2 separate regions of the Homo sapiens genome follow, and region 2 is linked to region 1. Evidence: chromatin loops called from intact Hi-C (ENCODE). Cell type or tissue: IMR-90. All regions are shown on one strand.

Evidence for each region. Hi-C counts contacts between places; a loop is a spot of excess contacts. Peaks named below come from ENCODE experiments on the same cell type or tissue, not always from the same donor. Only the 100,000 strongest peaks of a DNase experiment are listed, where the experiment ranks them.
Region 2: it touches region 1 in a loop (6-fold over the local background); 2 of 110 quality-filtered maps call a loop at or near these places.

Annotation. Positions count from the first base shown.
Region 1 is chr11:112,218,070-112,222,069 of GRCh38, reverse strand. It overlaps BCO2 (beta-carotene oxygenase 2), which reads right to left. Exons shown (of 12, transcript NM_031938.7): 12 at 3,124-4,000. It also overlaps the pseudogene RPS12P21. Among named protein-coding and RNA genes, the nearest start is that of PTS, 6.4 kb to the left of the region's middle. RefSeq lists a silencer at 1,810-2,017. In IMR-90, a CTCF peak has its summit at 2,153 (motif pointing left); a DNase peak (open chromatin) is centred at 2,139.
Region 2 is chr11:112,363,342-112,367,341 of GRCh38, reverse strand. No RefSeq gene overlaps it. Among named protein-coding and RNA genes, the nearest start is that of LINC02762, 95 kb to the right of the region's middle. RefSeq lists an enhancer at 650-1,849. In IMR-90, no CTCF peak of the experiment used is centred here; DNase peaks (open chromatin) are centred at 331, 2,241 and 3,621; H3K27ac peaks cover 3,003 bases.

The DNA.
Region 1 (4,000 bases):
GTGTGTGGGAGGCTGCGGCCAAAATTGCCTCAGCTCCTCCCCCTCAGGCTGGGAGGCTGGGGGCTGGGGGTGGGGGTGGAGGGTCTCAGCTCTGCTGCCCCCACCCCAGTACTAGCCTAGCTTCCCAAGCTGGGGCTTAGAGGATAGTTGGCTTCCTGCCTCTCTCCACTAAAACAGCAAGTCTGGGAAATCCTGGGGCGAGTGGAGTCAACCCACACCCCAGTTGCTGGCAGAGACTGAGACTAAAGCATCACTTAATAAATACCCCCAAGCCCCCCCACCAAAAAAAAGATCCCATAAGGTACTCCAATGGACATATATTGGCAAGGTAGGCCCCATATCTATCACCTTCTGGTCCTCATTCACTTATTAAGTTAAAAAAAAAGTGTTTATTTAACATCTAATGAATGCCAAGTGCACTGCTAAGTGCCAGGGGCGCAGTATGAATAATAAACACGTTTCCTGTCCTCATACAGTTCAAGCTAGTGAGGGAGCTAAACACAGAAATAAATCATGACAAACTAAAAAAGAAAAAAAACACTAATTCTCCCTCAGGAAGTAAAAGAAGGCTTCAAAGAAGAGATGACTTTTGAGCTGGATTTTAAGATTCACCAGGTAGATAAGGGAATTCCAGGAAGAGAATGTAAGCAAAGGAAATGTGGAAAAGTACAGCTTGTTTACTGCATATTGAAGAGTTCTTGGCTACAATGGGGAGATAGGTGAGAGGTAAGACTGGAAACATTGATTGGGGACCAAATTATTGAAAGGCCTTGAATGTCATTTAAGTATAAACGAAAGGAGGTTTCACCCCCTTATCTCCCTTGTAGCTCCCCACAAAAAGGGAATTTTCATCTGCTTAAATCACATTTCCAGGCACTGGTTGGGCCTTGTTGACTCACAGGCAGGCCTACAATGTGTTAGAAGTACCACACATGGTGTTGCTTACTCTCCAGAGCTATGCTCAGAGGAAAAAAAAAAAAATCAAGCCAAAGCTCTCCCCTACTCCCACCCTGCCCCAAGGAGGCCTAGCTGGCTGGTTCATACGTTTTCCTACTGCTTGCCTCCTGTGGAGGACCCAACCTGCCCATTTGCCTCTTCCTTTTCCCCTCAATTGTGCACCACTTACTCCCTTTCCTTGAATCCTCAGACACTGGCTAGTGGTAAGAGTTGGGCTTAGGCAGAGGAAGAGGCCCAGCCTATGCTTTGGGCCTTGGTCATATGCTCACTCAATTTTACCAGAACTTTCTCCCTTGGATTACCAGGCATATATGCCTAGATTATAACATGCCACTGATCCTTTTTTGTGTTCTCCTTCAAGAAACAGAGAGCAGAGCAGAGCCAAGGCAGAATTCAGGTATCCTTAGGTCAAAATCTTATGATTATACTGCTATCCTTCATATGTCTGAACTTCATTCCCTGTGTATTAAGATAGAGATTTATAAACAGAGGAAAGATGTGACAGATCTATGGACTTGCCAGAGGTCATCCAGAGTCTCCTTCACCCTTCAGATCTAGGAAGATCAATCAAATCTCCATGTTTTGTCTGAGGAAGTACAATGAATGCCTTTTCAGGGACTTCTGTGAAAGGAAACACTGGGGGACTTACACTCTCATGGTTACCTGAGGCTCTTTGCTCCTGCATCTGCTGCATTAGTTCTGTTTAGGCATCTTCTTGCCATTCTAAACCTGCTGCTGTGTTCTGCATCTCACAAACCCAGACATGGAACTCAGCCCTTTTACTTTATTGCCACAGTGCAAAGCTCCACGCATGGCATTTGCATGTATGGAACACATCACTAAAGAAGATGGGGTCTGTGAAGTTTGAAGTGACTCTTAAGGAAAATTAGACAGGAAACTATGTTAGTCCAGGACGGTGCAGAGAGCCTAACCATGAGTTCACAGGTGCCACATATTGTATGTCTGGGGGTCTTCTCCAGAGCATTCACCATGTGGAAGGAGCATAAACAGTTTAACTGGTCCTGGAATGGTGTTCAGCAGAGGGAAGGGAGTGTAACTGAAGGAAAAGGGAACAAGGGATTTTGGGGGTGTTGGCAAGAGTGTCGTTTAAGTGACAGACCTTGCCTGCCTACGGCTGTTGGTAAGATCAGGCAGGGTTTAGAAATGTGAAGATTATATGGTCTCTAGTGCCACCTGCTGTCCAATTAAATGAAGCACTACTGGCTTGTCATCCATCCCTGAGAACTATACACGTAGAGATTAGAATAAATGCCTGATTTTAGTGATGTTCCTCAAAATAAGCTCCCAAAGCCGAGCTGAGGGTGGGGTGGGGGTAGTGGGTGGTCCATAGGAGGGTTGTGCAATTGCAGTAGCATCTGCTGTGGACAGCAGAGAAAAAAACAGTTTAGAAGAAGCCTCCATGCAGGATATAGCCAGCTTCCTGTCTTCTGAGTACCTTAGGACCAATGGTAACAGGCAGACTGTGATGGAAAGAACAAGGTGCTTTTCAGATTTGTATTCAAAGTCTACTATCTATGATCATTTGTATTTCTTCTCCTAGGACCTCTGTCATCCACCTATCCGATGATGGTAATTGACAGAGCAGGAGCATCTTTATTTTGGACAAACCGCCACTTTAAGTTCCAGCTCCCTTTCTAGCCTCATGCATTTCAAGGAAATCACTTCTCTTCTAACTACAAGCAAACAGAAAAAGCAGACAGTAAAACACAAATAAAACAGCACGGGCACAGAGGGAAGTAGGGGGAAAGTCTCTTGGGTAACTGCCAAATTTCACCCTCATATAATGGGCCCCAGTGAAACAGTGGGCCTTAATAAGGACATTCCTCTCCCTTCAGGTGCACTAAGATAGGGAAGCTAAAAGCAGACTTTGGGGGGTATGCCTGCAGCTGCAAAAAAATATGTATGGGAACAAACACACAACTCTCCCTCCCAAATAAACACAACAAAGAAACACAGAAGCAGTCCAAGCCTCTAATAAACTCTCCCACCCTGAATCCTTAAAAACTCTTAGTCTGTAAAAAAGTGTGCCTCTAATCTAACTCAGCCAAAAGGCTCCTCTCGGGTTTGTTTTTTCTAAAATAAACCTGTCTTAACTGGCAAGCCACCTTTCATGTTTCTTTCCTCTTTCTTTAATTCTTGCAGTAATGACCAAAATACATGAATTTTTATTTCGTGTATTCTTATTATTACCTAGAGGAAGATATATCCAATAAATGAAATTTAAAACCCTCTTCAAAAGGTTGTATCAATACTTTCTTAATTATTTCAAGTAAGAGCCCTAAAAAATAAATATCTATAACCATAGTTATATTATGAATTCTGCTTTGTGGTGTTTTTTCTTAAGAAACATGAGTGCCAAAGTTTTATTTGTTCATTTCTTACATTTGAAATACTCTTCGATGACATCCTTGACTTAAGATTCTTTGACCTAGTCCTTAACTACTGCACAACTGCAGCCAACCACTTTTCGGGGGTTTCCCTCTCAGTTTTACAGAGGCCTACCCATTCCTCTGGTTTCTTGTTGTCATCAACCTTAATTAGGGTGAGTTGGTGTTCAGCACCATGGGACTCCACCAACTTGACATACATAGGCTCATTGCAGTTGGGTGCAGGCAGACAAAAGTGGGCTTGGTGCTTGTCTAACGCTTTGGCAGCTTCACAAATTGCACATGCTAGGCCATGATGAGTGAGGGCAGTCTTCCGCACCTCTTATAAAGTAGTGTTAATGGCCATGACACCTCCAGCAGCAATGCCTCCATTGGTCATGATGGTGTATTAAGGGTAAAACCGAAGCTTGTATGCACTCGAGCCTCTGCCATGGCGTGACTTGGCAGTGGCAAGGAAATAGTGAATTCTGTTTTTAACAGAAATTTTTAAACTAAATGTCTATTTGGGACATTGGTTTGGGAGGTACGGTGCCCTTTATGCTCTGTCTTTTGTATAGAGTACATTCTTTGTTTTTCTTTTTATTTTTATTTTAGATTCTGGGGTACATGTGCAGGCTTGTTACATGAGTATATTG
Region 2 (4,000 bases), 150 kb before region 1:
ACTCTGTTCATACTGCTCAATTTTAAAACACTTTTTTTTCACACTTGAGTGTTTCTGAAACCAGAATGTTTTGCTAATGTGGACACTGAGTGTGGTAGTGTTTCTAACTTTTTTTCTTCTGAAAATCTGTTAGTATATTGAGAGTACATTCTAAGATCAAAGAGCTGTGTTACTTACTTGTGTGTCTTGACTGAGAACTCCTAGGGAGCAGAAACTGTGTTCCAGTCATCTTTGTATCTCCATCCCTTAGCACAAAACAGTTAGGCAGCTATTGCTCAGTAAAGGTTGGAGGGAGTGAGGAATGGGGGGTGGCTTCTTTTTGTGTTGCTATAACAGAATACCACAGGCTGAGTAATTTGTAAACAGAAATTTATTGTCTCACAGTTCTGAAGGCTGAGAAGTCTGAGGTCAAGGCATCAGCAGGTTCGATGTCAGATGAAGACATTCTGTTCTTCCACGATGGTGCCTTGCACGTTGTGTCCTCACATGATGGAAGGCAGGATGAGAGAGAGCCCACTCCCAGAAACCCTTTATATGGCAGCATTAATCCATTCATGAGGGGAGAGCCCTCATGACCTAAACACCTCCCATTAGGTCCCACTTCACAACACTTGCCTTGGGGACTATCTAACACATGACTTTGGGGGGATGCATTCAAACCATACCAGGGAAGAAAGAAAGGAAGAAAAGAAGGAAGAAGGGGGACTCTGTACAATTTAGATATTACCTGCTCACCCCTATCTCATTCATTTGATTTCCCATAAGAAAGCAGTGGGGATTCTCCCCGCAAAGCCTTTCCTCTGGGCTTCCCTCCTTACCGTTCTCTGGGCACTCACCTCTGTGATGGAATATCAGCACAACACAAGGGTAGTCAACAACACAGGGCACACGCTACGATGAGAGAAAACAATCAAGAGGAAAGTTATAGGTTCAGCGTCATTATTCAATTCAGCTTCACCAGCCAGGAGCCAGGAGACCCTTCCACGAACTCTGTATTCCCCAGGTAAGAGCTCACCTCCACACCTTCCACCCATCTCAGCTCCTCCCTGGCCCACCAAGCATGCCCAGATCTGGGCTTTCCCTTACCTATTCCACCCCATTTCTGAAGACTCCAGTCAGCTGATTTCTTCATCTTCCCCAGCTCACGCTCTGCAGTGACATCTTCCCCAACCCCTTCCATCAAGGGCCTGCTCAAGCTTCAGCTCCTCCATGGCTTCTTCCCTGGTGACCCCTCACCATCCTCTGAACAGCACTGGTCATCTGAGCCATACCAATCAGCGCTGTTGACTCTGTGGCTGTTGTTTCATAGCATTTCCCACAGCATAGGGCTATACACAAAATCAGAGCTCAAACACATGACTGAAATGAATTAATACAGCAATTGGCTTTTCTGCAATGCTTCATCCTTTATCATTTCCTTGGTGCATCCTTCCTTCTTCTCCTAGCCCTAACAAATCCCTCTCTCTGAGGCCCCCTTGTTAGCTAAGAATTATGTCCCTTGCCTCTTTTTTTTTCAGGTGTTTTGTTAGAGACACCCTCCAATCACATGGCATGCAGCTCCCCAACATTCGAGCCTACAAGCCAGCCCTGACTTCCCTACAGACATATCTCTGAGCTGGCCTCTCTCCTTGGCTGCTGCACTTTTCTTACAGGTTCTTCTCTATCCTGATCAGAGGAAGCTTCATGGGTTCCTCTCCAATATCTCATACATCAAGGGGACATTAGAAGTGGAAGAAGGGTGTTAAGTTTAAGGTCAGGTTCCAGCCCATGCTGAGGTCCTAAGGGAGTGGGTGGATGAATGGCGGATGGATAGGAAGAACTCTTAGGGGGCCGTAAGTAGGTGAAATGTGGTTTTATTCAGCATCTCTCTTACACTGTCTCCGTCTTGGCTGCTTGCTCCGGTGGCTCCCACATACAGCTGCACAACCAGCTCTCTCTTCAGGGTTAGCAGCTTAACTCTTGCCCTACGGGCACAAGCAAGCCAAGCTGTGTCCTGGCTCCCCCATGTCCGTTTACAAAACAGACAGCTCTGGCTTTCTCTCTCTCTTTCTCTGGACACAAGCATGCCTGTACAGTGTCAGCAGGGAAATTATACCTTTTACAGATGATAGTGGCTCCAAGCCAAGTGATGAGCCTTCCCATGTTATGGCTACATGGCTGTGATTATACAACAAGTGGAGCTATGCTCCTGCGCTATAAACTGGCTGAGTCACGCAGGATGTTTACCTCGGCCTATCCTTGCTTGGCTGCAGTATAGCCATGTTCCTTACAAAAGGCCAGCCACATCACCATGTCAGCTTGTGTGGAATTCATAGCCAACTGACTCTATTAGGTTCTGTTGACATGAGCTGCTGTTAAGTCAGGTTTTTCATCCTTTACAGAAACAACAGATTTTGCGAACCTAAGGAGTGTAATTTAAATTTGTCCCTGTTAAATTTCATCGTGTTAAGCCTGATTGTTCCAGCTGGTGACGATCATGTTGAAGCTTCACTCTGTCCTTTCGATTTCTCAGTAGGGTGGAAACAAACTCAGTGTTTACAGCCTTAATGGGTGGCCTCAATGAAATAATTAACACCATGTCTACATCGGGGCTTTAATTCAGTTCTTGGCCCTGAGATCATAACAAAGCTGGGTCAGCTGAACTGCCTTTTAGGGCTCATTTTCATCACCATAGATAAGATAACCGTTCATTATCTTCTCCCAACCTCACTTCCACTATTAGGCTCCTCCACAGCACTCCCTGTCTCAGTAAATGCACTGCCATCCCACAGGTGGCCACGTCAGGAACTGGGGTTGTGGGGGGAGCGGGTTCCTAATTCCTGTCTCTCCATGAGCCCCACAATTGAATCAGTTCCTTAGCCTTATCAATTGATGATGCCTCCTAAATCAATCCAGTTCCTCAGCCACCAATTTCTCTTACATGTTAGACACGCCTTTGTGCAGGCTTCCTCCTGGCCTGCGTGCTCTTCCCCCTCCTTCATCTATTTATCTTCTACCCTTCAGGTTTCATCTCAAACCTTGCTTCCTCCAGGAAGGCTTCTCTGTCCTGTAGATGAGATCGGAGCCTCCTGCCAGCAGCTTCCGTAACATGGTGCTTTCTCTCTGATTCACCTAACTCACCACACGTTGTTGCTTGTGGAACTCTCCCCAGGTACATCTAAGTTCCCTGAGGATAGAGAAGGATTCTGTTTTGCTCATTGTATCCCTAGCCTACAGTAGATACTCAAAGAATGTTTCTTGAATTATTGCATTAAGTATGGTGCCATGAGTTTGGTTGCACAAGGTTTAAATCACTAGCAAGTGAGTGGGCTCCAGACCCCTAAGGCCTCTGGCATGGGGAAAGCACACCAGCTTTGCCCTCTACGCAGCAGCAGGACCCGGGTGATTCTATGAGCCTCAGTTTCCTCATCTGAAAAGTGAGAGTAAAAACGTATCATATGGGATTGTCACAGGGTCAAAGGAAATTATGCATATGAGTTTGCTCCCAAGCTGAAAAGCATGGTTCAAGCACAGGTCTAACCATAGCCATCCAGTCCCTCTGTGAGTGACTTTGCCCTGGCTTTGGAGGCTGTGCCAAAGTTGCATGGGCTCAACCTTGACCACATGACTCATCAGTGTGGGCTCAGTAAAGTCCAGCAGGTCTTTCTTAATTCCTTCTCAACCCTTTCTGCTATCCTCATTCTTCTGTACTACTGGGCCACTTCCAGAAACTTTCATAACCGCCACTTCTATTGCATTCTCTTGGTGGAGGGTTTAGTGATCCTGAAGGCCCTAGAAATACATGGAATTTAAAACACAAAATGGAGAGCATTGTGCATTTTAGTGAAACAGCAATTAGGAGCAGCAGTCACCATGTACTTGGGAGGGCAAGAGAGCCGAGGAGAAAAGTAATAAAGTGACCTCATAAAGACACTTAATTTCATTACCACCAGACGCAGTTTCCCATTATTGCTCTTGGTGTTTAATGGTTTTATGATTTCATCTATTGATGCTTAGCTAG